Regions from separate parts of the Mus musculus genome. Here region 1 is linked to region 2. Evidence: chromatin loops called from intact Hi-C (ENCODE). Cell type or tissue: gastrocnemius. All regions are shown on one strand. Each heading gives the region's core, and the rest is flanking DNA. Links, peaks and the distances in the headings are about the cores only.

Region 1 (15,437 bases), core at 4,969-12,968, 350 kb after region 2:
ACTATTATAGGAACCCTTCTCTACTAGGCAGGGAACCTGATTCCATTCCCAAGTTAACAAAAGACTTTATTTCGAGAGATAGAAGGCTCCCTAGGGAAAGACTTCCCAGAAAGCAGACCTCACCTCTCTGGGCAGGGCCCTCAGCGTTCTCCACTCCAGGGACCCGAGGTCTCCGAGAAGGGTCCTGACAGAAAGGCACAGAGTCAGAAACAGGGAGACAGGCTCCACCCAACCCACTTCACCTGACCCTGCTCACCAGGCTGGGTAGGGCAGGCTGCTCTGGCTCTGGGACCTTCCCAGCCACCTTTTCTGCTTCCTTCAAGTCTGTTAGAGTTACACCCTAGCAGAGAGAACAATCAGAGAAGACTCTGACCCTGCCCTCCTCCCTCAGACCCAAGAGCACAGGTCCTAGCCCAAGCCCAAACCTGTGTGGACCTCCGAGACTGTCGCATAAGGCGGGAGCGGGCCTTCCGCTGAGACTCGGACTCCTCATCACGCACAGGCATCTGGTAGGACCTGAGTGAGGAGCCTGGACTGAGACAGTGTCCTGCTCCTCAGGAGCTGTCACACCAGTGAATGACACTATAGAAGGGTGCACATCCTAGCAGAGGACATTTCACCTCCCACAGACCTTAGACCAACAGTACTCCACAAGTACTAGACAGAGCCCTAAAGACTCCCAAACACGGCTGTCTCAGTGCTGCTTGCCCCCAGCCTCTTTACCTCCGACGGTCCCTGGAGTCGGCCAGGGGCGCTGCAGAGGCTGTGAGGACATTTGGCTTCACTATCGATCCAGGCTCCCTCCTGGAGGGTGGAACAGAGTGATCCAAAGAAGGAGGCGTGGCAGCCTCATACCTGCAAGGATTCCTTCATCAGCAAATATCCCTCAAGCCTGCAATTCTGTGCCAGGCATGGGAGAGACTCTAGAGAATAAAACAGTTGTCACTACTGAAAGGGGTCATTTCTGGGCAAACAGACAGAAAAACAAACAGCAGCCAAAAAGGTTAAGTCTGGAGCATGAGGGGAAAAGGCGCTGGGAGAAAATAAAGAGAATGAGCCGGGCATATGTACTGTGTCGATGTTAGCAAGGCAGTCCTGGTAGGCCCTAGGGAAAAGTGACAACCAAGGCAGACAGGAATGAGGGATTTTACAGGATGAGCAAAGGCCCTGAGGCAGTCAGACCACAGTGGGAGTTTTTCAGTGAGCATTTACTTGATGCTCCAGGTACTTACAGGGTGAAGGGCTCTGGCACTTTCTGGGCAGGGGTAGGGGTTATTCTGGCAAGACGGGGCTCCCTGGCCTGTGGGGGCAAAAGTAAAACAAAGGAGGTGCTCTGTCCCGAGGCAGAAGCCTGGGCACCCCACCCACCTTTCCCTACCCAACACATTTCATGACACCTACCTGAGTGGAGGCCTTCTCAAGGAGGGAGGAGGAGGCTGAGCGCTGCAGACCGAGAACGCCCTCTGTAGCCCTCCTTTCTGAAGGACCCAAGGCACCAGTGCTCCCTGTCTTCTGGAGACCAAAGCGCCTGGAAAAGGGAGCCTCTTCTGGCAGCTGGGAGAAGAGAGAAGGTCTCCATCACTGAGCAAAGCAATGATCCCTCTCCACAGAAGCTAAGAGTATAACTCCAGGAGAATCACAGGACATCACAGCCAGGGTGGGTGCCACCAAAAAATAACTCTTTGTCCACAAGGACCTAGGAAGCAAGTCAAAAGGCCACCTTCCTGACCAGAGGTGGGAGTATTTACAGTGTGCCGCCACTGCCCCAGCCTCACATCAGCAATCAGACTCACCACAGGGCTCTTAGGGTTGGAGGACACAGGGGAAGACACACCATTGAGGGCTCTTGGTTCCACAGCTGGGTGCTCTGTGGTACAGGAACAGAAAGGGAATGTCAAAGGAAATGTCAGCTGCCTCTGATATTTTGGAGTCCCACGAATCCAGGCCCAGCAGTCCTTCCTCAGACCCTACCAGCTGACGCTTCACCTCCCTCATCCTCATCTCCAATAGGAGGCCCTCCTGCCCCACCAGGCCGGCGCTCCTTTGATAGATCCTGCAAGGAGATCTTCTCTCGGCTGCTCAAACGGCACACGGAGCTCCTAGGGAACGGACAATGTCACTGTCCAAGTCTGGTGATGAGTCGCACCCACCCCAAGCCAGCCACTTCTTACCTTCTGTGCTTACTACTTGAAGGGACCTGTGACTCCTGGCCTCGGCCCTGGGAGCCTTCCTTTTGGTTCCGAAGCTGTAAGGATGGAAGGGGACAACTGGGGAAGGCCAGAGGGTACAATTCCTCCTGGATTTCCTAGCTTCCCCATCTCTGTGCCACCTCCTTACCTCCAGGGCCATCATGCATAACTGGGCTAGCCACACTTTATGCAGAGTTGTGCTAACATGAGAACTCAGTCTCCTAGCAGCATACCATATCTGGGGCTTATGCAAGCTCTCCCAGGCTTGGTCTGATTCAATTGTCACTGGCCTCCAATCTTATTCCCAGAGGGATTCTTCTACTTCCCAGAGGCTAGCAGGTTGCTCAGACCTCCTCTCTACTCTTCAGCACATCTAGGATGCTGGTTAACTGTTCGCAGGGGAGGGGACTCTTTGTCTCCTTTTTTTGGTTATCACACACAAGCTCTCCGCTCAATGACAGCAGCCACCTTCCCAGACTAAATGCAATCTGCTGCCATACATAAACCCATGTCTTCTTAACAGAATGCCGCTTGCCCCATGCCCTCCTTGCATCTCAGTACGGCACAGCACTCATCTCTGCAGAATATTCCCAGTGGGTCTTCTGGCTGGCTCCCACAATGTCTGGGCAACCTCACTAAATACTGAAATTCCAGCCCATGCCATCTGCCTGGGACCTGCATCCACCATCCCTTCACTAGAGACAACAGGAGGATAGGCCCAACCTATGTCACAGCTCTCTCCTCACCAAGCAGACAGGAAACACAGCCTCACCTCCTCAATATACCCAGAGGTGCCCCCTTTCATAGACTTCAACCAGAGCTGGGCCACCAGGTGGGGAACAGAAGGTCCCAGGACTGAGGGTATCAAGGGACAAAGAACGCCAGCCATCCCAGTTACTGTTACCTCCTCAGAGCTGCCAAGTAAAGAGGCAAACTAGAGTCGAGACTCACGTCCTCCTGTTTCTGAGCCAGTTCCTCCAAAAGGTTCATCACGTCCTCGTCAGCCAGGTCACAGGGACGCTGCCCCTGAGTAGGGGAAGGAGATAGATGATGCTGATGTGAGTCCTGCTCCCCTCCCTGCCCACCTCCTGACATGGTCCTTACCGCGTGGGTCAGCGAATCCATGCCCCCGCCATGCTCAGCCAGCAGACGGCAGGCATCCTCCACACCCCAGTGGGCTGCTGCATGCAAGGGTGTCCAGCCATCTCCATCCCGGAGCTCTGTGTCATAGCCAGCTTGGAGTAGCAACCTACTCCAAGGGACAGGGAGTCTGGGGTCAAGGGTCAAGTGAGGGCAACGGCTGATTTCAAATTTTGTTCTGTGGCCACAGTACTACTGATCGACACAAGAAAGGATTTGCCGGCAACCAGCCCTTCCCCAGCTTCCTTGCACAACTGAGCCCTCCCTCGAACCAGCAGCTACAATTCAAGCCCACAGGAAGTCCCTCACAGCGCGCAGGGATCCCACTCTTTGAATCCCCGTGTTAAAGGGTTCAGAGCAGTGGTGAGGGGTGATGAGAGAAGTGCAAGACTCCCCCACTAACCCAAGCCTAAGAGGATGTGACCCACGAAGGGCCTGTGTAATTCTAGAACCCACCTGTTTTAGAATACTGGATCTCAACAGTGTCAAGCAGCACATACAGACCCAGACTAACACACACACACACACACACACACACACACACACACACACACACACTCTCTCTCTCTCTCTCTCTCTCTCCCTCTCTCTATCTCTCTCTGGAAACATCATCACTGGAACCCTAACTTACAGATAGAGACAGGTAGCATCAGTGGGTCGAGGCTGAAGAGGCTGCTCAACCTCCTCCAACATACAGCACAGCTCCACCACAGACTAGATCCAAAGCACCAGAATGCTAGAGTTGAAAGAGCCTGGCTCAGCCAATGACCTTTCAGAAAGTAACAACCAGGGAGCTCTCCAAACTCATCATAGGGCAAGGTCTCTTTTGAAAGAAGTAGAATGAGGTCCTGTGTGAGTGAGCAAGGCCACAAGCATGGGGAGACAGAGATGCCTGATAGATGCCTGATAGACTGCAAAGCACTAGGTCCTGTCTGGGCTGAGACTTCCTCCCTCTCATTTCCCAAGATACCCCTGCTTCCATCCCAGGGCATGTTGGGCTTCTTGCTAAATTCCTACATGCTATTGCCCACATCAGTACTAGCTGTGTTCCTCTCCTGGTTCATATCGTAGGAGCCTGCAGCATGTTACCCAGTCATGCACCCTAATCCATCAGCACTTCCTCACCTAGCAGTTTCTTTGCCTATTACATGCTGTTTATATCTTCCCAAGGCCAAGGATTTCTTCTTATAAACTTAAAGTTTTATTTACTGTTACTGTGTGTGTGCACTGTGTGTGATGTGAGCATAAGTGCCACAGCACGGAGGAAGATCAGAGGACAATAGTCACGGATTGGTCTTTTCCTTCCACCATGGCGCCAGGATGAATGCAAGTCACCAGGCCCTTATGTGGCAAGCACTTTTACCTACTGAGCCATCTCACTAGTCTAGAAGCCAAGGTTTTCAACTGGATACTGCTACACCCGAAACACTTGTGGCAATGTCCAACAACTGAGTCAGTGGTGTGCTAGCACCTGGTGAGCTTTCAGTGGACAGGACAGCCATCAGAATAGAATGACCCAGTCCATCACATGTCTGTCATTAGCTATGGTGGCTATGGCTATGGTTCATACCTGAAATGCCAGTAAGGCTACGAGGATGGGCAGTGTGAGATCAGCCCAAGAGGCCAGCACCTAACAGACATTAAGTAAATATTTACCTCTACTTTTAATGAGAGTAACAGTAAGACTTTTAATATAGCTAAAAATAATGACAACAAATTTAGTGAACAGATGAGTGTAAATACAAACCTACACAAAGAGGTTATCACAAAATCACAAGATTCGTCATCACTGCAATCCCATCACTAAGAGGCTGAGGCAGGACAACTATATATCAAGTACCAGGCTAGTCAGGATTTTTCAGCAAGACCTTATCTCAACTAAAAAAGAAAGAAGAAATTACAGGGGAGGGAGATAGGGCATGGCGGCTCTCACTGTGAATCCCAGAGGGACACAAAGGAGAGAAATCAGAGCTTAAAGACTGATGAATTGAAGCTCTCCTTGATCAACATGAGGTACTGACTGAGAAAGCCAAATGAGCAAACACAAGTTGTAATCACTCAGTTCTTGCCCAGGGCTGGGACAAGGACTCGGAACCACATGCTAGGCAAGTGCTTCCCACTCAGGCACCCTCAGCCCCTCACAGGGAGACTCTAGGTACGAATACACTCATGTCCGCACCCACAGCCCATGGACACTCCTAAGCCCCAGTGCTTAGGTTCTGTGATAGGAGAATGAAGTCGTCCACAACCAATACACGTTCTCTACTAACAGCCTCACAAACTAGGGAGATGGCTCAGTGGGCAAAGCGTTTACGCACGAAGACAGGCATACTGCTCACTAGCATGTATTTAAAAACTGAGTGGACATGGCAGTCCATCTGTAATTCCAGCAGGCAGAGGAAGGGACAAAAAAAAACCCTCAGAGGGAGAGGGCTAGCTAAAGTTGCCAAAATGGCAAGCTCAGGGTTCTGCCAGAGACAGTTGCAACTAGAAAAAAATACACCATCAACCTAGGGCCTCCACACACACGTGAATGTACACTCACACATAACAAGTGCCCACAGACATGCACGCACGCGCACACACACAGACACACACCATACAATCATTAGCCAGACGCAGGGTCATGTGAAAACAAACTTAGTCAATGATGAGAACTGGGTAAACGGAACACAGGCATTAAGAGGTTCACACACTTCTGGAATGTTCTCCTGAAAAGCAAATGTTCACATTTGCTTTCTTTGCCTCTGTTTCTGACTGACTTGGGATGTAGATGCCATGACAGGTGAGAAAGTCACAATGGGTTGATGGAAACTTGAGGGTTCTTTGGAAAGTTGGTTGGGAGGTATTTTGCTGGGGCAAACACATGAAGAAACACTTTGTTAAAGTGGACACAGGCGTGAAAGGCTAAGGCAGATTCGTGAAGGACCGTTTGGCTGAGGCAGACACAGGAGAGACGATGTTCTAAGGACACGTGATGGAGGACTCTTTGCTAACACAGGCATGAATTGATCCGCCTTACAATGTGTAGTTGAGCTGCGTTTATTGGGACTCCATAGAGAAACACACCAAAAACCTTCTGGTGGTGTGCTGCAGTTTCTTGTCAGTTCTGCAGCCTTGGACAGATTGGATTCAAGTGCTGAGGCAACAGCAGAGACACAAAACAATCACTCTGGCCTAGCTCACCTCATCACCTCGATGTAGCCCTTGGCAGCAGCCACATGCAGGGCAGAGGCCCCAGTCCGGGGGTGCCTGGCCTCTGGCATAGCACCCCCATTCAGCCAGCACCTTGTGTCATGAAGCAGCAATTCTTCTTCAGCCCGCTTGGCTGCCTCGACATCCACACCTGGAGGAATGAGGCGATGACTGGTGAACTCATACAAGGTGGTCCTGGAAACCCCCATGACAGTTTCATGGTCGCAGCTTGGCCCTGTGACTCAACGAGTCCTCTCATCCAGTTCTCTGCTTGGACCAGAAGGCCTGAACTAATGCAGGACTTCCCAATTGTGCTCTCTGCAGACCTGGGAACCACCAAGGGTCTTAAAGAATGGAAACCACAGGTCTTGACCCATACCTGTTTTTTGATTTTAAATATGAAACCTCAAGTTTCCCAGGCAAACCCAGCACCTGACACATCTAAGTCTTCCCATCCCTCCCATCCCTCCCATCGCAATCCACAGTCCAGTGCCTTCACATAAGGGAGCTTCCTGACAATTCTGCCATCGCTTTAGACACTGCAAGTCCAACTGTGCACCAGCCAGGCGAGGTGTCGCACGCCTTTAATCCCAGCACTCAGGAGGCAGAGGCAGGCGGATTTCTGAGTTCAAGGCTAGCGTGATCTACAGAGTGATTTCCAGGATAGCTAGAGGTACACAGAGAAACCCTGTCTCAAAAAAATAGAAAGAGAGAGACAGAGAGAGAGAGACAGAGAGAGGAAAGAAAAGAGAGAAGACAACTGCACGAGTGCCACCAGCTCATGGGAACTTGGGCCGTTAGAGTCATGCACCTAACATCTTATTAGCTGAGCCATCGCCCCAGTTCCCCTCACTGTTTTAAATGCACCCAATTTAAAACTTGGCTATTGTTGTTTTTGTTCTGTGTGTGTATGACAGTTTTCTACTTCCCAGGGGAGCCTCAGACTCACTACCCAGCAGAGGATAAGCATCTTATCTACCGGCCTGCACCTCCCGGGCCAGGGATCACAGGCTTGCACTTCCACACTAGCTTACATGGTGCTGAGGATCAAGCTAAGGGCCATGCGTAGCTGGTAAGCATTTTACCAACTAAGCCACATGCCCAGCCTATGACTTAGAAACCTCAAACTACATTTGTGGTTCACTCAGGATCTCCAGTGGGTATCACTGGCAAAGACCTTAAGGCAGAACCTGGCTAAACACCAAGGGGCTAAAGAGATGATTCAGCTGCTAAAGGCTAGGCTCAAACCGAGACAAAAACCTACACAAGGGGGTAAACTGCAGAGACTCACTAGTTCAAGGCCAACTAGAACTAACAAAGCAAGATCCTGCCTCAAAACACCAGGGATCAGAGTTTAGTCCAGTGGCAGGATGCCTGCCTGGAAACATAAGGCTCCAAGTTCAGCCCAGAAATACAGTGGGCTGAACTTTCCAGCTTCACTCCACTCCCTTACAACCAAGGTTGAGCAGCTGCTTCCTCAACAGATACACTGTATACTTCTGCCACCACAAAGTTATAAAAAAACAATCCCCAAGGTTTGTTAGGGATCTTCTTTTTCATCCTAAACCAAGACCAACTCCACTCAGACACCAGCTGTAGCTAGGCGCTAGCTACCTGGTAGCAGTTGGATCCTGGCTCCTTGTGTCTCCTGGCCAACTAGGACTTCCCTTGTAGTGGCAGAGTTGAAGAATGTATGGCTAACGTCCATCTGCAGTGCAGTCACAGAGAATAGAGCAGGGAAAGCCAGGACCGCCCTCTTCCTCCAGACTCCTGCTTCCTTAAAGGGAGTCACCGAACAGTTCTATCAGACTGTGGCAGGGAAGGGGAAGGGCGGCGTACATTTGCTTTTCTTCAACCACTACCCAGTATTCCTGTGCACACTTAAGGGTGTCCTGTGCTTTCCACACAGCTAGAGCTGCTTATGTGTGTTATTCACAGTTTTTCTTGTATAGGCTGTTTTGGGCTGGCTTGTTAATTAGGATTTCTATATGTAACACAATATGTGTGCTGTTTGTGGGTATGTCTATATACATGTGTGCCTGGCGCCACCGAAGGTTAGAAGAGGGTGTCAAGTCCCTCTAGAACTGGAGTTAGAGGTGCCCATGTGGGTGCTAGGAACTGAACTGGAAGACCAGCAAGAACTCAACCATTAAGCCACCAGCCCCTCTACCTTGTCGTGAGTGGATCCCTCACTGATTCAGCTAGCCCGACAGACAGGCTTACAAACCACAGGGATCCTTCTGTGCCTGCCTCCCAACAACTTGCTAGGATTTCAGGTACTGGCTGGGCTTGTCTACATGGTTGCTGAGAATTCGAACTCAGGACCTTAGTGTGTGCAGCTAACCCCTCTACTACTGACTTACTTACATTCCTAGTCATGAAATGAAGGGTGTGCGCACATGTGTGTGTGTGTGTGTGTGTGTGTGTGTGTGTGTGTGCACGCGCACTGAATTTGCTGTAAGAAAAAATGTTATTACATATATTTTATTGTGTGAATGTATATGTGCACTCAAGCACATGCGTAAAGTCAGGCGACAGCTTGCAGGAGTCACTTCTACTTGGTAAAAGTACCAACCAAGTAGATCCTAGGGACTGAAGTCAGCAGTCAGGCTAATGTCAAGTGCCGTCACCCACTGAACCATCTCACCGGCCTGAAAATAAAGCTTTAATGGCATCCAGCCACATCTGGTTTTTCTCATCTTGTCCTTGGCTCATTTCCCTCTATAGCAGATGGTAAAGTCATTATAATAGGGACTGTATGCCCTGTAAGGCCTGAAATATGTACTGTCCACCCCTTCACTGGTAAGTCAGCTGACCCCTGCTGGGATCACTTGCTTATAAATCAGGCACCACCCGCTGTCCAGTGGCAGCACCAACCTTTCCCTTACCAACAATAAACACTGTGCAATATTCCTGTGCACTTACACCACCTACAAGTACAAACGCCAGGTCAGAAACTCAGGTCCGCAGCATCAAGCATGTTCAAGTCCCGCATGAGCACTCCCTCCAGGCACAGCCTTCCTGTTACTCAAGCTGGCACCTACAACTCCCACAGACCATTGTGTGTGCCTGTCTGTGGGATTCAGTCCTGTCCTCCCTAGCTGTCAAAGGAGATGGCTTCACCTTTCCCAAAAAGCACTTCAGTCCCCTTCCTATCCTGTCCCCCAGAGGAGTTTTGCGGAGGCCTGACCCTGCAGCCTGAGCCACAACAGAACTGCTAGGACCTGGCAGTACCCACTCTTCCTCCTTCGGTAACCACATCCTGACGTCCCTCCCCCTATGGCTTCTGAGTGACTCTGCTCAAAGCCTGGTCACAGGGTGACAAGTCCTCCTGCATAGTGACAGGCGGGCTCTGCGTCTGACATGAATGCATGTGCCAGAGCATCACAGAGAAGCGGCTCACTGAGGTGGGGCTACTGTGTTCCAGTTGCGCAGCAGACTACACTGCTAGAAGCCTTGCTAAGCACCTCAATGAGAGAACATACCTGACGTGACGCCCGCCAAAGCAGCTGCTGCCATTTGAGATCCATCTCCAAAGACTGACACACTGGGCTTGGAAAGGTGGCTCAGTTTGTAAAACATGCACCACACGAGCATGAGAGCCTGAGCTCAATCCCAGCACCAATGTAAAACACCAGGCACGGTGGGCCACTTGCAATCCCAGCACGGGGAGGCAGATGGACAACGTAAAATGCCAGGCACAGTGGGCCACTTGCAATCCCAGCACGGGAAGGCAGACGGGAGCCAAACAAGCTCTAAGCTACTGAGCAACCCTGTCTCAAAACTCAAAGAGTACGGCTGAGGGTCACTTTGACCTCTGGCCTCCAAACATAGGTGCACACATACATGTACTTACAGGCATAGGAAGAACTAAATTTCTACACACATTAAACAGTCACTCTAACGGTAACTCTATCCTACCACATTTTTATTACATTCATTTATTTGGGTATATGTGTGGGAATCACAGGTCAGTTCTCTGCTTCCACCATGTGGGTCCCCGGGATCAAACTCAGTTGTCAAGCTTGACAGCAAGCACTTCTACCCACTGAGACATCTAGCCAACTCCCCCAACCCCTTGTTTGTTTAGCTTATTGAGTCAGGGTCTCTCTGTGTAGCACTTGCTGTCCTGGAACTCACCATGCAGATAAGGCTGGCCTCAAACTCAAAGATCCGCCTGCCTCTGCCTCCTGAGAGCTGGGACTACAGAGATGTGACAGGATTAAAGGCACCACAGCCAGTTCTACTCCTAGTGTTATCAGCACCTGGACACCACACTTGATGCTCTGCCTCCATGAATTTGGGAGCTCTACTAGTGTAATTATTCTCAGTATCTCATGTAAATGAGAACTGCACACTTGTCTCTGTGTGGCTAGCTTACTTCAGTTGAGCCTGTAAGGTTCATCCAAGCTATTAGATGAGTCAGTCTCCTCCTTCCCTATCTGTATAGACCACATTTTGCTTATCCATCCCTTGATTGAGTTCCTACTCTCCCTGATTCTGAGGAAGGAATCCACAAACTAGGCCAAGTGCCACAGGCTGGACTAAGCCACACCCAAGCCCTAAAATACTGTAAATATGCCTGCACGGGACTTTCTCACTGCAAACACCACAAAATGTAAAAAAGAGAACCAGGCATGGTGGCTCACTGCTACAACCCCAGCACTCAAAAGGCTGAGGCAGGAGAATCTCAAGACCACACTAGTCTACACATTAAATTCCACAACAGTCTAGGTCAGTTAACTAAAGTAACTAATAAGATAATAAGCATTACGGGTCTGGATGTTGGGATGCGTATTTTGCTGGGCTGTGGTGCTGGGGACTGGACTGCCCACACTCAGTAAGCGCTCTACTACTCAGGAGCTTCCACTTCCCCTCTGCTTGTTTTTATTTTGTTTTTATTATTCTTCATTGTGTGTAACTGTGTATCTATGCATGGGCAGAATCTGGTATTAGAAGAGATCAGAAGTACAAGTTCCCTCCAGATGCTGAAGCTACAGTGAGCCCAGATACAGTGCTGTGAGCTGAACTTGATCCTCTGGCAAAGCCGAAAGTGGTGTCAGGGACTGAGCCAGCCTGCCTGCCTGCCTGCCTTTCTTTCTTTCCTTCTTTCTTTCTAGACATCCAGCTCTTCATTTATTTATTAAGTTGCCCAAGTTGGCTTTGACAGACCTTGAACTCACTATTCATCAGGCCTGGCAGAATAGAATCTGAGAAATGTATCAGCACCAGCAGGAAGAAGGCAAAACCAATGGGCTCACCTTCACTGAAGCCTCTCTGTGGGAGAAACTCAGGCCTCAGCACAAGCTACCTTGAGGCTCTGAGGGTGAAGGCCCCAGGCTGCTCCTGCCTCCTTGTTGGAGAGGGCTGAGCAGCAGGGCCTGAAGAAGGAGGTACTCTCCATTATCTGGGCAGAGTCTACAATATCAGCAACATAGTCTCAAAGAGCTATGGAGTGGAAGGGAGGAGGGCAGGCTGAAAAGGGAAAAACAAGAAAGATATTGATGCCTATGTGTATGGAGGGAAGAGAGCAGGACAAAGCAGTAAAGGGCGTCTGTTTAGACTGCAGTTTCATCTCTGAAATGTCCGTAACAGATTCCTGAAGGCAGAGGCCTTAAGAGACAGGATGGGAAAGGGGACTAAAAATTACAGGATTTCTTTTGAGGGTGACTTTAAAAATGCTTTGAAATGAATGTGGTATTGACTCTACAACTCCGTGCATTACAGCACAACCACAAACTGAGCACTCTGGGTGAACTGTTGGGTGTGTTGATTATAGCCTCAAAGCTGCATTGTTGTAAAACCACTGGTGGGCTGGCAGGCTGGCTCAGCAGGTAAAGGTGCTTGCCACCAAGCCTGACAACCTTGAGCTCCATCATTAGGACCCACATGGTGGAAGGAGAGGACTCCCACTCCTGTAAGTTGTCCTCTGACCTTCACAAAGCGTAAGCTTTCCCATTAATGATAAATTAAATAAACCTAATAAAAAAGACTTTTAAAACAGCAGCTGGAGTACTGGCATGCGTGTATAATTCAAGTACTCAGGAGGCTGCACCAGGATTGCTCCAAATTCAAGGTCAACCTGATCTACATAGTGAGTACCAGACCAGCCTACATAGCAAGACCCTGTCTCAAAGATAAATAGGGCTAGAGACAGGTCAGCAGTTATGAGCACAGGATGCTCTTCCCGAAGTTCCAGGTTCAATTCTCAGCACCCAGTGTGATTCACAACCGTCTATAACTACAATTGCAAAAGGGTCTGATGCCTCGGACATGCATAGGGGACAGACATATTTGCAGACAGAAAACCCGAACATGTAATTTAACAAATTCTGTGATAAAGCCAGGAAAGGGTCTAAGGTAAGTCATAGTACTGAGGCAACTTTTCTGTGTTTGAAGTTGTACCAAAATAAAGTTAGGAAAAGGAGTGGGAGCTTGGCTCAACCACTGCTGCTGCTCCACTATAACCCAGTGAGGCTTCTAACCTCTGGCCTCCATCTCTTGGTGCCGACTGGCTACCAAGCATCCCCAATTAACTCATAGCCATCTGAAACTCAATATGGCAAGATGTTAAACCCATGTCTTCCCACCTTAGGTGGTAACATGCAAGAACAGGGACGCCAAGACTACACCTCCTATGATCTGTTTGTCCTCTCTCCCCTCTTACCTCCTAACTGGACACTCCCCAGTGTAGAACTGAAACCAGGGTACAAGGGCATCTTACGTTCCTGGAGAGCCTGCTAAGCTCCACAACATCCCCAACCTAGCCTGCTTCCCAATTCCTTTCCTTCCAGGCTCTACATTAAAGAGCTGAGATCCACCCAGCTACAACCCAACTGGCTCTGGATACTGATTTGTTTGTGTGCTGACAGGATCTCATGTAGCCCAGCCTGGCCTTGAACTTGCTTACTACATAGGGGAGCATGACTATTACTCAAGGCTGGGATCACAGGCACGCAGCACCACAGCTGGTCTGGACACTGGACACTAGCTTTGGAAGTCGGCAGACAGGGATCTCGAGCCTCTTTCAGAACTTGCTGTTAAGAACACAAGCACCTCATCCAGGGAAATGGATAGGGTCAGACATGGAGATGCAAGGGGCTCCTAGTTCCCACTCAAAGAAACCAGGACACAATGATGTTGGGAGCTCAGGACAGAATCCACCATATGTCCCAGTCCCTCCTAACTCATGGTAGGGTCTAGCCATCTTGCTCCTTACTCCTGAACAAGCATTTGCTCACAGTACCTCAATCCCTCAGTTCCTTGGGGCTGAGGTAACAGGCACACTCATAGCAGCTAGTACTCTTATTCTATGTCTGGTAGTGTCTCACTAGACCCTTGGTAACCCTGGCACCTCCACTCCCATTTTACTGGGGAAGAAACAGAGGCATAAAGAGAGCCAGAGTCCAAGGAAATGGGCAAGACCTTTGAGTCCAGACTCCCAAATTCCAAAGCTCTTAATCCCATAGGCCCACCTCGGCGAGTGATCTCTGCCTTCAGCAGCCCCTCCATGGCATCTGACTCAGCCAGGTCCAAAGGCAGGTCCCCGTCACTGTTGACAGCAGCAATGTTGGCCCCATGGCTCAGGAGGTACCTAGGGGCAATGAAAGGTCAGAGCTGCCAGGCCTGGACTCAACACCTAACCCAAGCCCTGCCCTTCAACCCTTGCCTCACCTGGCAATGTCCAGGTACCCACAGGAGGCAGCCACATGCAGAGGCGTCCAGCCCTCGTTGTCTGCCTGGTTCACAGTAGCACCCTGCTCCACCAGGAAGCGAACGACTTCCAGGTTCTCATCTATGCAGGCCTAAGGATGGGAACAAGCCCATCAGCTCTCATCTCACCCAGCCAGAGGACCAACGAGGAGACTTTTCTACAAAGGCAGACCCAGAGACCCAGGGCCAGCGAAGGGTGTGAAAAGCAATGCTAATGGCCTTCAATGTAAGTCCCAGGGGCCTCCAGACACCCGCCGCTTAAAATACCCTAGTTACTCCATGTTTGGGTCATCTGAGCATGAAGAGTTCATGGAGACAAGAGCAGGTTCCAGAAGCCAGGATGAAAAAAGTGGACATGGAACATGTTGGGCTGCCATCCCTGCATGTGATTGCTGAACATATTCTTGAGATGGAGGAGTCCCAGAACCCAGACATGGTCTCCCAAAAGGCAGGGCACTTTGAGCAGACACACCCCAGTGTAGGTAGTGTCAGAACGCTCACCTAGCCCTGACTTCCATTCAGAGCACAAATAAATAAATAAATAAATAAGATTATCATACGTATGCAGCACCTCCCAGAGACACAGTTGTGGGCCAGGGGCATATTTCCCAAATTTTCCTGTGCACAGGTTTCCTCAGAACATCTTTCCCCCAAACACCAACACCACACTACACCCCCGCTTCCTCACTTTAGAACAGAAAACTTGGGGAGAGGAAGGCCTCACCCTAGCTAGCACAGTACTCAGGGCCATAGGAGAAAGCTGGCCCCAATCCCTGATGACACTGGCTAGATGCTGGAACCACTGAGTCGAGAGAGGGGGCTGGGTCCCGACTCCTGAGCCCTCATGAAAATTAACCCCCTTCAAGTTCAACCATCTGGAGAAAGAGGGAAGGAAGCTACAAGGGCCAAGAGCATGAAGTCATGGAAATTTAGGCTGCAAGAGGGGGGCCACACGTGCCCTGGGAACGGGATGAACTCTGGGCGTCACTCTGGGCTCAGTTTATTTCTACTCTGTTGTCATGGTGACGGGAGGGGGGCAAGGAGGCAGATGGGCCTTTCCCTTTCAAGGGCCTGGCCAGGCACCGGCGTCCATGTGAAAGATGCCTGAGGCTGGGCACCAGGGACTCAGGAATCTAGGCCCACCTCCTCCTCCCTCAGACACAGAGCTCTAGTCGATCCTCTTTTCTTAGACTTGCCCCT
Region 2 (15,437 bases), core at 4,684-12,683:
CGCACGAGAGGCTGGGAGGTACTTGTCCCCACGGGGCCACCGTCTAGGGCCAGCTTCCGGCTTGCTGACAAACGCCAACACGCGACTGCGTTCGCGAGACGTGTGGTGGGCGGTTCAAGCCGAGCGGTGACGTCTATTGGCTGTGCGCGACACAGGGCGGGGACAGACGTCCGGGTAACGTCATCACGCCACGGTCAGGACGTTCGAGCCCCAGACTAGAGCCAGCCGGTGACTGAGCGCTGTCTTGGTTGTCTTGAAGCTGCCTTGGACCGCCGGTAACGAGTCCCGGGAGCGAGCGGTCCTAGTGAGTGTGGGTAGTAGTGGGAGGCCTGGCGGGCGAGCACAGGGACGCCTTCGGGCTCCGCGCTCCGCGAGCCCTGGCCTGTTTGGTAAGGCCAACCGACGCCGCGCCCTGCGTCTTTGAAGGGTGTGGCCGCCGGAGCGCCTCTGCGCATGCGCGCCGGGTGTACGCTGGGGGGGGGAGGGGGCGGCTCCCCTACGTGCGCGTGCGCGTCCGCGTCCGCTCTGCTACTGGCCCTGGGAACCCTGCGGTCCCTAGTGCCCTAGACGCACCCCTTGCGGGCTCCATTGACCCGCTGTTACGCTGGCCTTCCTGTTGCCTAGGGCAACCCAGAGAGGCCACCCTCGCAGCGTGGTGCGCAAGCGCGGCCCGGCCGGTGGCTGGTCGCGGGGGACAAGGGAGGTCGCTTGTGTTCAGGGCGGCCTCAACCTCCACCTAGCGTCGTGGACTCCATGCCTGCGGGACAGCCAGGTGCTTCTGAGCTTACAGTCCGTGTTGTTCTCGTCTGTAAATCAGACCCCTTACTCCTAATACCAGTTACGAACACGAGGCTCTCTTTTGTGCATCCCTAGTTAGGACCCCTTGATACCACCCAACGGATTGGGTTTTTTAAAGGCCTTTGAGACCTGTCAGTGCCCCTTAGGCTTCCTATAAGGGTTTCAGTTTCTCCAATAGGCTTCTTTTCTGTAAATCCTGTTGTTTGGACCGCTCCAGCCCTGTTGGCACGGTGCTCAACCCATCCTATTTCTTATGGTACTATCCACCCCACCCCTAATAGTTTAAGAATGTTGTGGGCCTCTGTTATCTGCAGACACCTTACTTGAGTAATTGCCACTTGTTTGCTCCCAAACCAACTCCCACTCCTAGGAACATCCCATACAAGTCTGGAGACTGTAATTGATCTGAGTCTGGTAGGTGCTGCCAGGCAGTGACTTCACAGGAAGGAGTCTCCTGCACCTTCACCTGGCTGCTCAGCGGGATATCCATACTTTACCTTTTTCTTTGAAAACTTTGCTCTATTCTCCAGTGTTCTCCCAGTCTCAATTCCTTCCTCCTCAGAGTATCCCCAAAGGCTTCCCTCTCCCCAAACTTCTTTGTAGCTAGTACTTCAGTCACTGGAGAGCCTTCCTCTTGCTGTAGTAGAAGTATCTTTAGATTTCCTATCCAGGACTGAGGTTTCTGCATCCACCACTTGAGTCAGGTCTCCCTCACAGCCACACTCGTAATGCAAGTCTCAGCTTCTTTGTCTTTCATTTTCATATCCTACAGGCTAGTCTCGGCCTCCAAGGGAGGTGTTTCCTTTCATGCTCAGGTCTCTTCACTCCACACTAGGAACTGATTCTGATTCTTTAAGCTGTTTGTTTTTGAGACAGGACTGTAACTTGTAGCCCAGATGGGTATTGGAACTCCCAAAAGATTGCTGGCATTATGGTCATGAGCCACCACACTTGCTTTCCTTTCCATTCTTTGCCAGTGTTCCCTTCTATGAGATACCCTCTCTTTCTAGCCTATCTTCTCTTGGGGCTAATTGATCTCTTTTCTTATAGACATTTAAAAAGCAGCCTGGCTCCCGAGGTCTATTCCCTACACCCCAAGGTCCAGATGGCGGCCAACGTGGGTGATCAGCGTGCTGCAGACTGGTTAGTAGGGCTAAGGGAACACAGCCCATTGCAAGAGGAACAAGACACAACGGGTCCTTGCACAGCTTGGGGGAAAAATGCTCATTGTGGGGGCTAGGATGGAGGGGCAAGCTTCCCCTTTGAGCTTTCCTTTAATGTATGTGAGCTTATGTGGGTGTGAGTGAGTGTGTGTCACCCATGTTCGTCAAGGTCAGAAGAAGCCTCAGATCCCTTGGAGCTGGAGTTAGAGGTGGCTCTGAGCCATCCGACATGGGTGCTGGGAACAGAGCTTAGTGATATCTGCAAGACTGCTAAATGTTCTTAAGCACTGAGCCACCTCTCCAGCCCCCTCTTAATATCTTTCTGATCCTTCCCTTTTCTTTTTTTAAATTTTTTTTTCATTGTTGGCCATGTCAGAATTCACTGGCTTGTAAAAAACCTGAGTTCTCCTAAAGTCGTAGGTCATGTATAGAATTATGTACATACTGGTTAGCTTTCTGTTTGCTTGGCACATGCTATGTGCCACCTTCAGCTTGGGCTGTGGTGAGTAGGGAGTTTAGCTCTAGAATGCAAGCCTTGGGTTTACTTTTCCCCAACTTTGTCTACCTGTGTATAGATAGGGGAGACCATAACTGTGCTTCGTTGTTGCAGGTCTTCTCAGTACAGCATGGTGACTGGGAACAGCAGAGAAAATGGCATGGAGACTCCTATGCACGAGAACCCAGAGTGGGAGAAGGCCCGCCAGGCCCTGGCCAGCATCAGCAAAGCAGGGGCTACCAGCAGTTCCAAAGCCAGCAGCAGTGGTCCTGTGGCCAGTGCACAAGTGAGAATGGCATGGAGGATTTGGGAACTACAGTGCTGGGCTGGGGCCGTTGCCGAGAGAAGGGTGGGAAGGATGCTGGCTTCCATAGAGGGGAGTGCCATAGGGGGGCTGTAAGCATGTTTTCCTGTTAACTAAATGTAATGAAGGGGGAAAGTTAACTCCTTTGGGTCAACCTGGGCCTGAGTGATCTTAAGGATGATCGTCCCCATCTTTTAAGATGTCTAGTCTTACTGTACAGAGTCTGCACCCTTCTGCAGTTGCTCTGCAGTGAAGGCCTACCCTCTTGGTAGTGTAGTGCCCATGGGCTCCTGTGGCTGGTACTGATGGACACTCCTTTTTCTGCAGTACGTCTCTCAGGCAGAAGCCTCTGCTTTGCAGCAGCAGCAGCAACAATACTACCAGTGGTACCAGCAGTACAACTATGCCTATCCGTATAGCTACTACTACCCCATGGTGAGGACCTGGCTGCAGGGTGGGAGCCTTCTGTCAGGGTGGGCAAATGGTTGGTTGGGGTGAAGACAGACAGCAGCCCCTGACAAAACTGCCAGATTCCTGCTTAGGTCTCATAAGATCTGGCATATCCATTCTGGTCCTTTCCACTGTTGATGCTGACATTTCCACTGCCTCCAGACCCCAGGACATTAGCATGTCCTAGTCCCCTATGCTTTGCTCTCTGCAGCTCACTTCAAGGTTCCTTGCTGCCCAGCGAACACCTTCAAGAGAGCCTCCCATTGCCTTTTAAGTCGTCATCCTGCTTTTCCTTTTCTCTTCCTTGTATTCGTTCATGGTACTTACTGGAGTACATTACCTACTTACCCCATAGCTGTGTGTAGACTTTATTAAAATCTGGGTTTTTGCTTTTCTTTTTGAGTCACGGTTCTCTATATAGCCCAAGTTGACTTTAGGCTTCTCTTCTGCCTCAGTTGCCTGAATGTACACCACCACAACTAGCTTGTCTTTTTTGTTTGTTTGTTTGTGTTGTTGTTGTTTGGGAGGTGTTGTTGATTTTTTAAGACAATGTTTCACTATGTAGTTCTGGTTGGCTTGGAACTCACTGTATAGATCAGGCTTATTCAAAATTCCACAGAAATCTACCTGCCTCTGCCCCATGCCCAAGTCCTGTGATTAAAGGGATGAGCTGTTGCCCCTATCACTTTATCATAGCATTTAAAAGTGTTGGCACTTAGTGTTTCTCACTACCTATTAAGAAGAACTCTGGGTATGATATAAGTGGAATGAAGAGATTTTTGTTTGTGATTACTACTTTTTCTTTCATTCATTCATTCATTTATGAGAATACATGATTACTTCATTGTGTGGTGGAAAAAAGGGCCTGGGGCCCAAAGCCTCTGGAGTTGTACACAGTTCCAAGGGAGGCCAAAGGCATGATGAGCAGCCTCCACTAACTCTGGCTCCCCCTGTGCCTTGGCAGAGCATGTACCAGAGCTATGGCTCCCCCTCCCAGTATGGGATGGCCAGCTCCTACGGCTCAGCTACAGCCCAGCAGCCATCGGCTCCCCAGCACCAAGGGACTCTGAACCAGGTAATGCTGTGCCTCGCTGCTCCTGGTCAGCTGGGAGAGAGCCTGGGTCTCGAGAGGACTTAGAACCATTAGTCTGCATGATTTCAAAGCTGCCCCCTCCCTTCCTCTTTGTTCTTTCTTGCCAAGAGGCTCCTAATTTAAAAGCTTAGCTTTTAAAAGTAGGATGAATGGGCTTGAGGCTGGGCAAGGCCAGGGGGCTGTAGTACTGGGAAGATAGTGGGGATAGTTTGTAGTTTGGCGGTCTGTCTTCTCCCTTTTCCTCCAGCATGTGCACTCAGCCTGTATTCAGGAGGAAGTCCTCCCCTGCTTCCTCCCCCTCCCCCCCCCCCACATACACATACACAGCAGATGGTGCATGCACACCTGTACCTACCCAACGTGCTGCCTTTGCATCTGGCACAGCCTAGAGGAGTGGAAGAGCCCAGATCGTGGGAAGTACATTGACCTAGGTTTGAATCCGTGCTTTGCCTCTTCTGTGGACCTCTTGAGTCACATGACTACCATACCTTGGTGGCTCTTAAGAATCGAGAGGATGCAATCTTCTCATAGGGATTGGGCAGATGTGTTGTCCTGTGTGTTGATGTGCTCAAGAGAGGGAACCTTAGTAGATGTGTCATCAGTGTGGTAGAGTCACAACCCAGTGTTGGCATTGCTGGTAGCTGCTCCTTGACAGCTGGGCTGTGGAAAGTTGTTCAGTCCCTTGAGGCTTAATCTTCTCAGTTGTGAAATGAGCTGCTAGTGAAAATACATACCCCAGGGAGTCACTGAGCACACATTATGGCAACCCACAAAATGTTGTAGCACTGAGTGCTAAAGAAGATGACTATAAAGACTGAATACCATGTGACTCAGCACCAGGATGCTGCCTGCTTCTTTCATCCTCTGCTTCTTCTTGCAGCCTCCAGTCCCTGGCATGGATGAGAGTATGGCCTACCAGGCTTCCCCTCAGCAGCTACCTGCAGCTCAGCCCCCTCAGCCCTCAAACTCACAACATGGGACACATAGTCTAAGCAACGGCCCTCAGCCTGGGACAGCCCCAAGCACTCAGCACAGTCAGGCCGGGGCTCCTACAGGGCAGGCATATGGGCCACACAGCTACAGCGAGCCTGCCAAACCTAAGAAGGGTCAGCAGTTATGGACCCGCATGAAACGTAAGTTAGTGTATCTGTGGGGAAGTCAGAGGGTTGGAGCTTGGCTGTGAGCCACACAGGGTTGCTAGTCCTTTGTCCGGGTGTTATGTGCCCTAGTCTAGGGGAAGATTGTTCTAGAACAGGTATGCTCATGTTAGGAACTTGTTCCAGAGCTTAGCCTATTTAACTGTCTGGGGAAGGGCCTAACTCCTGTCTCTGCTATCCTCCCACAGCAGCCCCTGGGACTGGGGGTCTAAAATTTAACATCCAGAAGCGGCCCTTTGCTGTCACCAGCCAGAGCTTCAGCTCCAATTCAGAGGGCCAACACAGCAGCTTTGGGCCCCAGCCCAACTCGGAGAACACTCAGAACCGCAGGTGACTGTTACCCTGACCCGCACGCCCGTGCTCTGTGCTCCAGGGCCTCTTTAGACACCACTCTTAGTGCTTCGTGGGGTGAAGGGAGTGGGGAAATGTACAGAACAAGGCTGCCTTCTCAGATCACAGAGGGAGTTCTGCTGACACGTGTGGGTCCTCCCACCTGAGTGCCTTCGTCTATCCCCCACCCCACAGTGGACCTTCTGGCCGGGGAAACCTGTCTGGGAAGCCAGATGATTGGCCTCAGGATATGAAGGAATATGTGGAACGGTGTTTCACCGCCTGCGAGTCAGAAGAGGACAAGGACCGGACAGAGAAACTGCTCAAGGAGGTGCTACAGGCCCGGCTCCAGGATGGCTCTGCCTACACCATCGACTGGAGCCGAGAGCCTCTGCCTGGGTCAGTCTGGGTGACACTGTGAAACAGATATGGGCTGGGGACATGGATCTCAAAACTAGCAGGTTCAGAGACAAGTGGTCCCAAAAGCTGACACCTGTATCTCAGGTCCCCATGGGGTGGGCAGGAGGCCAGGAGTGACCAAGGATGGGTTTTGGGAAGTGGGAAGGGATTACTAGGGAGGTATGGGTGGCTTGATGGCTAAGAGCATCCCCTGGACACAGACAATCTTGGGCTTGGTCCCTTTCCTGCACCACAGTGGCTGAGTTGCCGGGGTAAGTGCCTCTGCTTTCTCAGGTTTGGTGGCCCTGGGCCATGGGGTGGGGTCTGCAGAACTGCAGGTTGGTGGCTGGTTGGTAATGCCCTGCCCTACTATATCCTCAGGCTGACCAGGGAGCCTGTGGCTGAGAGCCCCAAGAAGAAGCGGTGGGAGGCCCCTAGCAGCCTTCACCCTTCCAGGGGGGCAGGCTCGGTGACCAGGGGCGGGGGTGCCCAATCCCAGCGAGGGACACCTGGGGCTGGGGGTGCTGGCCGAGCTCGGGGTAGCAGCTTCACCAAGTTCGGCAACCGCAACGTCTTCATGAAGGATAACAGCTCTTCCTCCAGCACGGATTCACGCTCCCGCTCCTCATCCAGGTCTCCCACGAGACACTTTCGGAGAAGGTGTGCAGGCTTGGGCTGGAAGGGCGCTGGGGGGGAACTGCGTGGAGCCTGACCCTTGTGCTTCAGGCCTGACTTCTCTTTCCTGTGCAGTGACTCCCATTCAGACTCTGACAGCTCCTACTCAGGGAATGAGTGCCACCCTGTAGGCCGCAGGAACCCACCCCCCAAGGGTCGGGGTGGTCGAGGGGCCCACATGGATCGAGGTCGGGGCAGGGCGCAGCGTGGAAAGAGGTGAGGTGCTTAGGGTGTGATTTCTTCCTAGGCATGGGTGGGTGGTATTGGGTCTCACAGGTGGGGGAGATGGCCTTCAGAGTGGCTAAAGACATTGACTTTCTTTTTTACCCTTTCTCCCCAGACATGACCTAGCTCCCACCAAACGTAGCCGCAAGAAGATGGCAGCACTGGAGTGCGAGGACCCAGAGCGTGAGCTTAAGAAGCAAAAGAGGGCAGCCCGCTTCCAACATGGGCACTCACGTCGCCTGCGCCTTGAACCTTTGGTGCTACAGATGAGTAACCTGGAGAGCAGTGGAGCTGACCCTGACTGGCAGGAGCTGCAGATTGTGGGCACCTGTCCTGACATTACAAAGCACTATCTGCGGCTCACCTGCGCCCCAGACCCGTCAACTGTGCGACCTGTGGCTGTAAGTCCCAGGCATTGTGTGTCTGCCCCCAGAATGTGTTGGGCATAACATAAGATCGGGCACATGGAACATGTTGGGTGAAGGAAGTGGTAGCTCTGGCTGAGAAAAATCCTAGCATGCAGGCCCTTCACATCTGGGGCATAGCCTGGTCACAATCTCCCTTATGACCAGCAAAGTTAAGGGAGACTTATGTGTGGGGCCCTAGAGCCAGGGAGACTTGGAGCACTCACACCTGCTGTGTGTTGGTTTGATTTTGTTTGTTCATAGTGGTGAGTCACTGATACTGGCTTTGGTGCTGCTCTGGTTGAGTGGGGCACAGTGGCTTTGGCCTGTCAGCTGTCTGGCCACTCAGCTTTGATTCTCTTCCCTGAAGGTTTTGAAGAAGTCTCTGTGCATGGTCAAGTCCCACTGGAAGGAGAAGCAGGACTATGCCTTTGCCTGTGAGCAGATGAAGTCCATTCGGCAGGACCTGACAGTAAGGCAGCGCTGAGAGGGTGCTGATGTCAGGCCTCTTCCTGCTCTCCTCTCCCTGACTCTGCTCTTTTCTACTGCCCAGGTGCAAGGCATCCGGACGGAGTTCACTGTGGAGGTGTATGAGACCCATGCCCGCATTGCCTTGGAGAAGGTAGGAAGCTTGGTGGTTTCCTCCCACTCCTTTCTTGAAATCACTTGTACTTGCCTGTGCCTCACACCCTCCTTCCATGCCTTACCCTCAGGGTGACCATGAAGAATTCAACCAGTGCCAAACACAGCTTAAGTCACTGTACGCGGAAAACTTAGCAGGCAATGTGGGTGAATTTACTGCATACCGAATCCTCTACTACATCTTCACCAAGAACTCTGGAGGTGAGAGGCCCATCCCCAAGATGGAGGGGCCATGCCCAAGGTGCCACCCTGCCACCTGACCTCCAGTTATCTCCTGTGCAGACATCACTACGGAACTGGCATACCTCACAAGGGAGATGAAGGCAGACCCCTGCGTGGCCCACGCGTTGGCACTGAGGGCAGCCTGGGCCCTGGGCAACTACCACCGCTTCTTCAGGCTCTATTGCCATGCACCTTGCATGTCTGGCTACCTTGTGGACAAGTTTGCAGACCGGGAGCGCAAGGCCGCCCTCAAGGCCATGATCAAAACGTATGTGGCACTGCACTCTGCTGCCTTCTGTGCCGTGGCTCTGCCACGTCCCCTCCGCATCCTGGTCAGCCTTCAGCTCCTCTGCTGGAGTCCCCTCCCAGTCCCCTGTTCATAGCCCTAGCCCTCATTGCTTTCCTCATCGGCCACCTGCAGTTGCAGGTTTCCTCCCACTGTTCTGGCCTCACCACTCCTGGCATCATGTCCTTTCCCTCCCTGCCTCCTTTCTGTTCACATCAGTTTGGAACCTGCTTTATCTTCCCCCTTCTCAGGGCCTTTGCTTGCAGCTACGTGCTGCTCTTCTTCCTGACATACTAGAAAGGGTGACTTGATTCATATTGCTAGCAGTCTCTTGAGATGAGACCTTGTGCCCATTCCATTTTTGACTATCAGAAGTTTTGGGTTGGGAACCTGTGGTACCAAGGCCCTTGGGCATCAGACTGCACGAGGCTTGCCCATATGAGGAGGATTCCCAACACCACCACAACCTTGTCCTCAGATTTTGCTCCTGGATGCTGCTGCCATCTAGTGGTAGTGGTAGAGACCAGGAACGCTGTGCAGCAAAAGGCCCCACAGCAGTGTGTGCCAGTCTTGCCAAGGTTAAAAAATGCTGGTCAAGAGCTCTGTCGATAGTCTTGAGGAGCCTTGACTGTCAGGCTGCGCAGCAGTGTTTTGTCATTAGTGGTTCCATTATAGTGGGATCTGCAACTTAGGGGTCAAGAAACCTGTTTGAGAATTTTCTAAGTCAGTCCAACCCAAGGGAGGTGGGGCTGTGACTCCAGATTGACTAGCTAAAATGAATGGACATGAGGCTACTCAGCCTTTTGTAATCCAGAAAGCCACTCTGTGGGCAGCTTTCAAGCTCTGGCCTGTGTTGGCCTCACTCTAACAGCACCTTTGCTGTGAGCTGAGCACAGCAGACAGATCCCTCAGATATCAGAGGCAGGCTGTTCTGTCCCAGGGCCATAGGGTGCCTGGGTTCCAGATACTTGGTAAGGCTTAAAGTGGTCTTCAGGAGAGGGTCCTCAAAATTAGCGGTACATGTACACTATTAGGGCATCTGAGTAACAACCAGAAGGCACTGCTGAGTGTAACACTCTGTGCAAACATCCGGGGGGGAAGGGGGGGTAGGGGGGCGCCATTGTCCCTACCCTCTGAGCCCATGTACCACTTACTCTGTCTGGCTCCAGCTCCTCAGTCAGCAGAGGAGCCAAGCTGGGCCCTTTCCCTCCTGCCCCCTCCTTCCTGAACAGGTAAGTGTGGGCGAGGGGGGGCACAGCTGGGCACTGGGGCTACCAACCCCATCCCTTGCCCCCCCAAGCCCCTGAAAATGGGGAGGTCGGGAGGGGCTGCAGAAGCCAGCAGGTTCCTTGCTGAGGAAAATACAAGCCCAGATGGGGAGCATTGCTCCTTGTTCTTGGGCCCTCCCTTGTCTGTTTGCCTCATCATTTTCTCCTCTTGTCTCCATAGCTTCCGCCCTGCGCTGCCCGTCTCCTACCTGCAGGCCGAGTTGGCCTTCGAGGGCGAGGCCGCCTGCCGGGCCTTCCTAGAGCCCTTGGGCCTGTCCTACACGGGCCCGGACAACTCCAGCGTGGACTGCCGCCTCAGCCTGGCGCAGCTGCCAGCCTTCTAAGCACCCATCGAGCACGGGCGGGAGCAGGGCTGTGGCCCAGCGCCGCCTTTTCACATTTTTTGAGCCATGGACATGGGTTGTAAAAATTTGTGGGGAGTAGGCTCCAGGAAGAGCCAGCATCCCTGCCCCCGTTTCCCACCGGGGACCTGTACAGAGATTTTTTTCTACATTTTTATTTTTTGTCTCAGAGGGGATAATTGGGAGTGTATAGTGGAGCAGGGTGGGGCGGGGCTACAGGTTCTGTGTGCACCTGTCACCTCCACTAACGCTGTCTCAGTGTTTTCTCTCTCTCTCTCGAGCTCGTAGTCCAGCGCCTGACTCTGCGTCGGCCCATCCCACGCTGGGGCCAGCAGAAAGAAGACAGGCTGTCCAGGCCGCACCCGCTGCAGTGGGGCACCAGCCGGCCACACCCATTGCCTCGGCTGCCTCTTCATAGACTCTTGCTGCCCAGCCGTTGGGGCCTCAGTGTTTGGGGTGAGGGAAGCCACTTAAAGACTATGCCCCACCTTCAGCTCCTCACCCCAGAAACTCCAGCCAGCACCACCGACACAACCAGACCAGCGCCACACCGCACTGAGGACTCCAAGGCCTTCGCGGGACCATGCCGGCCGGGCTGCCTCGTCTTACTCAAGTTGTATTAAGTTGTCTCCGTGTCCCTTCCTCCCTCTGCCCCAATGTTTCTTCTGATTTTTTTTTTTTCTTTCCCTCCTGCCTCTTCCCTTCCCACTCCCTGGTTCAACACAGGTAAAATGGTTACCCTCCCTTCTTTCCTCCCCTCTGCCTTCATGGATCACCAACTCACGTCATGTTTCCTTCTCTTTTCTCTGTGTGTGTGTTTATTTAAGTTACTTTTCTTCCTTCTCCCCTTTTCTTTTTACCCCTCCCCCTTCTGCCATGTAACTGGAGGATGTGCTATGAGGTTGCAAACAGCTGGACTGTCAGGCTGCTTTTTCCCAGATGCCTCCCTGCCTCCCTCCCTCCCTCTCCCCTCCCTTCCTTCATTCTCCTTGAGCATTGAGTACAGTACATTTTGGAAGCTTGAAACCAAAATTAAAGAGAGAGAGCGAGAACCTGTTTCTGCTTGGCCTGTTTTATCCGAAATATGAAACCTCGGTCATTTCAGGGAAATTTCTACCAAGGGAAGATAGCTATGCCCTGCTCTACCCATGCGGCAAAGCCAGAGTTTACTTAGGGGCTGCCTTCCTAGCTCCTGGTTCAGGGTGTACTCAGGCTTAGGGAGGCAGACCTGGGTTCCATGTGGTACCTTAGCCAGGGTGAGGTGCGGTTGTAGTTCTGGCAGCAGCACCACTCTAAGCCCTTCGGCCTCTAGCCTCTGATTCAGTGTTTGGGCCATACCTGTCAGTGTGGGGGAGGGTGTGGCACAGAGCACATGATGGCCCAGAAGAACCAAGTCCCTGAACTGTAGCTGGGAGGGTGCCTGAAGCCCTGGTTTCAAGATGGCTCTCCGAAGAGCTCTAGCTGCTGCAGCCTCCTCCCCAGGGCCTGTCAGCCTTAGCAAGACCACTGTCAAGTGCAGGGCCTGTGCTGGTACCAGGAACTCAGCACAAGAAGGGGCAATCCGGACCAGATGCTCTTGGGCCTTGACCACCTCAGCCCTAAGCCCAGACTCTGTCACCATCAGTGCCACAAAATGTGTGGGCCGGGGCTGGCGAGGGGCCCTTCTGTCGTCAGGCCAAACACCTGGATCCCACACATTTCCCATCTCTTCAGCAGAAAGCCCTTTCGTTTCCATGCCCTGCGCCTGCCACTGTGGAAGCAATGTAGCTCTGGGCTCCTCTACTGAGCTGATCTTCACTCCTGAGAAGTTCATGCTTGGGTCTGGCATTTCTAACTCAGTGGTCCCATTCAGCCCGGTCTCTTTGGTTGGCCCATCCACTTCAGGTGTCTCCAGGCTGGAATCAAGCCCAGTTCTGGTCTCTTTGATTGCCCCACCCTCTTCGTGTGTCTCCAGGCCCGAATCAAGACCTGTTCCGGTCGGGTTTCCACCCGCCTCTGCAAGGGCATCCTGGGTATCCAGACCCTCTAAACCCACCCCTGTTTTCTCTGTGTCGGGAATTTCTGCCGTGACCTCTGTCCAATGCTCGTCCCCGCCGTCCAGCGCATCAAGGATAGTGGGTCCCCGACCAGCCACAGAGCCCGATCCAAAAATGAGGTCAGTACGGGAGGCACGGTCCCATACCAGGCGGCCGCGGAAGCGGAAGTAGCGTATGCGGTGCTGCGGCACTGCCAACACGCCAGGTCCGAGCGCTGCCAGCGGCTCGTCCCAGCAGAAGGCGCAGAATGGCTCTTCCTGCACTCCCAGGAAGCGGTCGGTGTAGCCCACCGAAAAGTCAGCAGGGTCCAGGCGCGGGTCCCAGCGGATGCGTCGGATGACGTCAGCAGCAGTACGCAGAGCCGGCTTCTTGGACCCAGCCTCCGGTTGCGTAACCACCGGGGACGGCGCCGGGGCCCCGGGATGTGGCTGACGGCAGCGCGCACCGAAGCGACAGCGGCCCTCTAGGAAGAAGCGGCAGACCGCGGGGGCCTCAGAGGAATCGGCCGAGGCCTCCATGGGCCTTCACGCACTAAGCGGTCTCTGTCTGCAGCGTTGATCTCCAACTGTGACGCCAGGAACCCCTCCCGCCTCAGGTGGAAGGAGGCCAAAGGACCAGGCAGGGCGTCAGAATGTAACACGGGCTCTGGAGCTCTAATTTCAAGTCCAGTTTATTTACGCGTACCGGGTTTGTAAGCCACTGGGAACCCCCTCTTGCCCCGCCTGAAATGATTTACATATGTCCAGCCCCTCAGGGAGTCTTAAAGAGCCTGGCCCCGCCCAACCAGCCAATTTATGTGTGCGTCAAGCTTCTCTCTGGACATCCAGGGAGTCACGTCTTATTCCATACAACTTCTCCCTTTGGGGACTTTAGCGAGACAGTTTAGCAAATACTTGACAAGTGCCCCACCGCTGTCAGGGCCCCAAGAAAGGCTTCTCCGCATCCGATTTACATATACTCCGCAGCCTGGGTGGGGGTAGGGCTTAGACAACCCCTCCGGCCGCCTCCAGATACTTTGCATCTGCTCAGCCTCTCGAGACCTCTAGGGAGCCTGGCAGGGCAGCAACTGATTTACCTGAACACCGCAGCTTCGTTGGGAGGAGAGGAGTGGGACTCAGCGGTCTTGGCCCCGCCCCCAACCGTCTTTAAAGTTTGTAGCCAGCTCCCATGCAATTGATTATCTTACATGCCACACCTCATAACGAATAAAGTGACTCCTGGTTCTGCCTCTGTCAAGTTATTTATAAATGTCTTTCCTGGGAGCCTCACCCCTTTACCTTGGCCTCACTCCACCTGATTGTTTTACACATGCTCCGCCCCTCATTGGTCTTATCCTGGACTCAACCATGGTGAAATGGTTTCTCCTGTGCCTCCTTGTAGAGGTCGGGTTTTACTCCTGTCACCAGCCTAACGTTTGAAATATACGACCCACCCTTTTGGAAACTATAAAAACCCTTACTCTACCTCTGGTTCGGTTAATTTAAATTGGTCTTATCCCTCTAGGGACCTAAGATAGCCCCGTCCCAAAACAAACCCAGAGACTAATTCTAATTGTTCCTCCCCTCTGAAAACCTTTGAGAATTTTGCTTCACCCCCCTCCCGATATAGGTTCGGGCAGTCCTGCACCTCTAGATGTTAAAATATCTGGACGTCTCAGGCTGAACTTTGTGCCCAGATTTGTAACGCAACAGCCTCCCGCAGGGCGACACACAGTTGGTGGGACCTGAAGCCCTTCCCACGGGAACCACACCCTCGTGGCTCCAAAGGCTCGCCAACCGCTTCCCTTTGCAGGGAAGCGCCGCCCAGTCAGAGTGCACCTGGAGGGAAGTGGATGGCCAGGCGACTGTGACTCTTTATGCCAGATAGCAGCTGTCACGGGTGTTGGACTTTATCCAGGTGGTAGTGAGGATCGGTCAAGGTTTGAGGGATGAATAGGACTGTGGTAGAGACTCCGCCTTTGGGGAGGGGCATTACATGAATACGTATTCAAACTCTTAAAGGAGCATCACTGACAACTTGACTTCTAGTTGGTGGCACCCCAACTAGAAGTGGCACCACCCTACTGCTTCTGTACCCTTTCCCGCGTAAAGTGAATAGACAGTCCATGGCACAAACCTCAGCCATTTATGTGTACAAAAGTGGAGTGCTGGGAGGGAGGGGTTGAGGGAATTATGACACTACAGACCGATGACGTCGTCCAGCTGGAGGTCAGCATTTGAGCAGCAGCGGGTCTTGGGGTGCTGCACTCTAGGGTGGGCATCCCCATCGGGCTTGGTGGCTGTTGTCTCGCTGCGCTCCGCGTCCATGACGCCTAACACCGCGTCCAGCATAGAGGGGCCCAGGTCCAGGTGGAAAGACAGCAGCGGGTCCGCAGGTGAAGGCACAGCCACAGGGGGCTGTGGGGCTGCAGGTGGAGCGACAGAATGTGGGGCCACAACCGGTGGGGCTCCAGGCTCGGGAGGCGGACCGCCCCCGTGGCGACTCAGGAATGAGGTGTCCCCGAAGGCGTCGCCACCGCGTCCCACGTGCAATGTGTGCCTGAAGTCTCCGAGGGGTGCTGAGATCGAGAGTGCTCCGCGATCCAGCCGCTTCTTGGGTTGTGCAGGGCCCAGCTGCTTCATTACCGGCATCTGTGGGGACATAGGCATATCAGAGCTGCCTCATCCGGGAGCCCCAACTCTGTATCCCTATCCTACATAGTCAGCCACAGAATGCTCTCATAAAACAGGGCTATGGAAGAACTATTATTCCCAGTTAACAAATGAGGAAGCAGACTGGGAGGTTCTCAAGGTCCCTCCTGCTGAACTCAGTGACATACTTAGTTTAACACGCCCATAACTGTACCTGATCTTTGCTACTTTGTGGTTGTTTTTTCACTCTTTATCACCCTCTCCCAATCCACTTCATCCCCTAACACTAATTTCTTTATTTTTTAATTAGATATTTTCTTTATTTGCAATTCAATTTTTATCCCCTTTCCTCATTTCCCCACCAAAAAATTCCCTATCCCATTCCCCCTCCTCCTGCTCACTAACCCACCCAACTCCTGCTTCCCTACACTGGGGCATGCATGCAGCCTTCACAAGGCCAAGGGCCTCTCCTCTCACTGATGACAGACAAGGCCATC

The links. A loop is a pair of places that touch in the nucleus more often than their neighbours do. Peaks named below come from ENCODE experiments on the same cell type or tissue, not always from the same donor. Only the 100,000 strongest peaks of a DNase experiment are listed, where the experiment ranks them.
Region 1: a loop joins it to region 2, with 2.7 times the contacts of the local background. A loop is called at or near these places in 7 of 42 quality-filtered maps.

What each region holds. Positions count from the first base shown.
Region 1 is chr7:4,483,218-4,498,654 of GRCm38, forward strand. Ppp1r12c (protein phosphatase 1, regulatory subunit 12C) reads right to left here. Exons shown (of 22, transcript NM_029834.3): 2 at 14,199-14,329; 3 at 14,000-14,118; 4 at 6,516-6,675; 5 at 3,294-3,438; 6 at 3,141-3,215; 7 at 2,172-2,245; 8 at 1,972-2,099; 9 at 1,794-1,867; 10 at 1,402-1,554; 11 at 1,233-1,300; 12 at 724-855; 13 at 426-516; 14 at 257-340; 15 at 124-184. Among named protein-coding and RNA genes, the nearest start is that of Ppp1r12c, 11 kb to the right of the region's middle. In gastrocnemius, for the core only: no CTCF peak of the experiment used is centred there; DNase peaks (open chromatin) are centred at 9,387 and 10,200; H3K4me3 peaks cover 1,612 bases; H3K27ac peaks cover 5,335 bases.
Region 2 is chr7:4,136,848-4,152,284 of GRCm38, forward strand. Leng8 (leukocyte receptor cluster (LRC) member 8) reads left to right here and starts at 633. Exons shown (of 16, transcript NM_001374609.1): 1 at 633-772; 2 at 1,849-1,941; 3 at 2,572-2,743; 4 at 3,089-3,196; 5 at 4,176-4,286; 6 at 5,185-5,437; 7 at 5,650-5,791; 8 at 5,987-6,190; 9 at 6,572-6,850; 10 at 6,941-7,081; 11 at 7,206-7,491; 12 at 7,865-7,966; 13 at 8,048-8,116; 14 at 8,208-8,337; 2 more. The coding sequence starts at 1,904. The coding sequence ends at 10,256. It overlaps Leng9 (leukocyte receptor cluster (LRC) member 9), which reads right to left and starts at 13,025. Exons shown (of 1, transcript NM_175529.3): 1 at 11,336-13,025. The coding sequence starts at 12,828. The coding sequence ends at 11,371. It overlaps Cdc42ep5 (CDC42 effector protein (Rho GTPase binding) 5), which reads right to left. Exons shown (of 3, transcript NM_021454.4): 3 at 14,413-14,940. The coding sequence starts at 14,940. The coding sequence ends at 14,488. It overlaps D030047H15Rik (RIKEN cDNA D030047H15 gene), which reads right to left and starts at 79. Exons shown (of 3, transcript NR_033548.1): 1 at 1-79. In gastrocnemius, for the core only: a CTCF peak has its summit at 9,149 (motif pointing left); DNase peaks (open chromatin) are centred at 6,341, 6,630, 9,147, 9,943 and 7 more places; H3K4me3 peaks cover 1,765 bases; H3K27ac peaks cover 1,833 bases.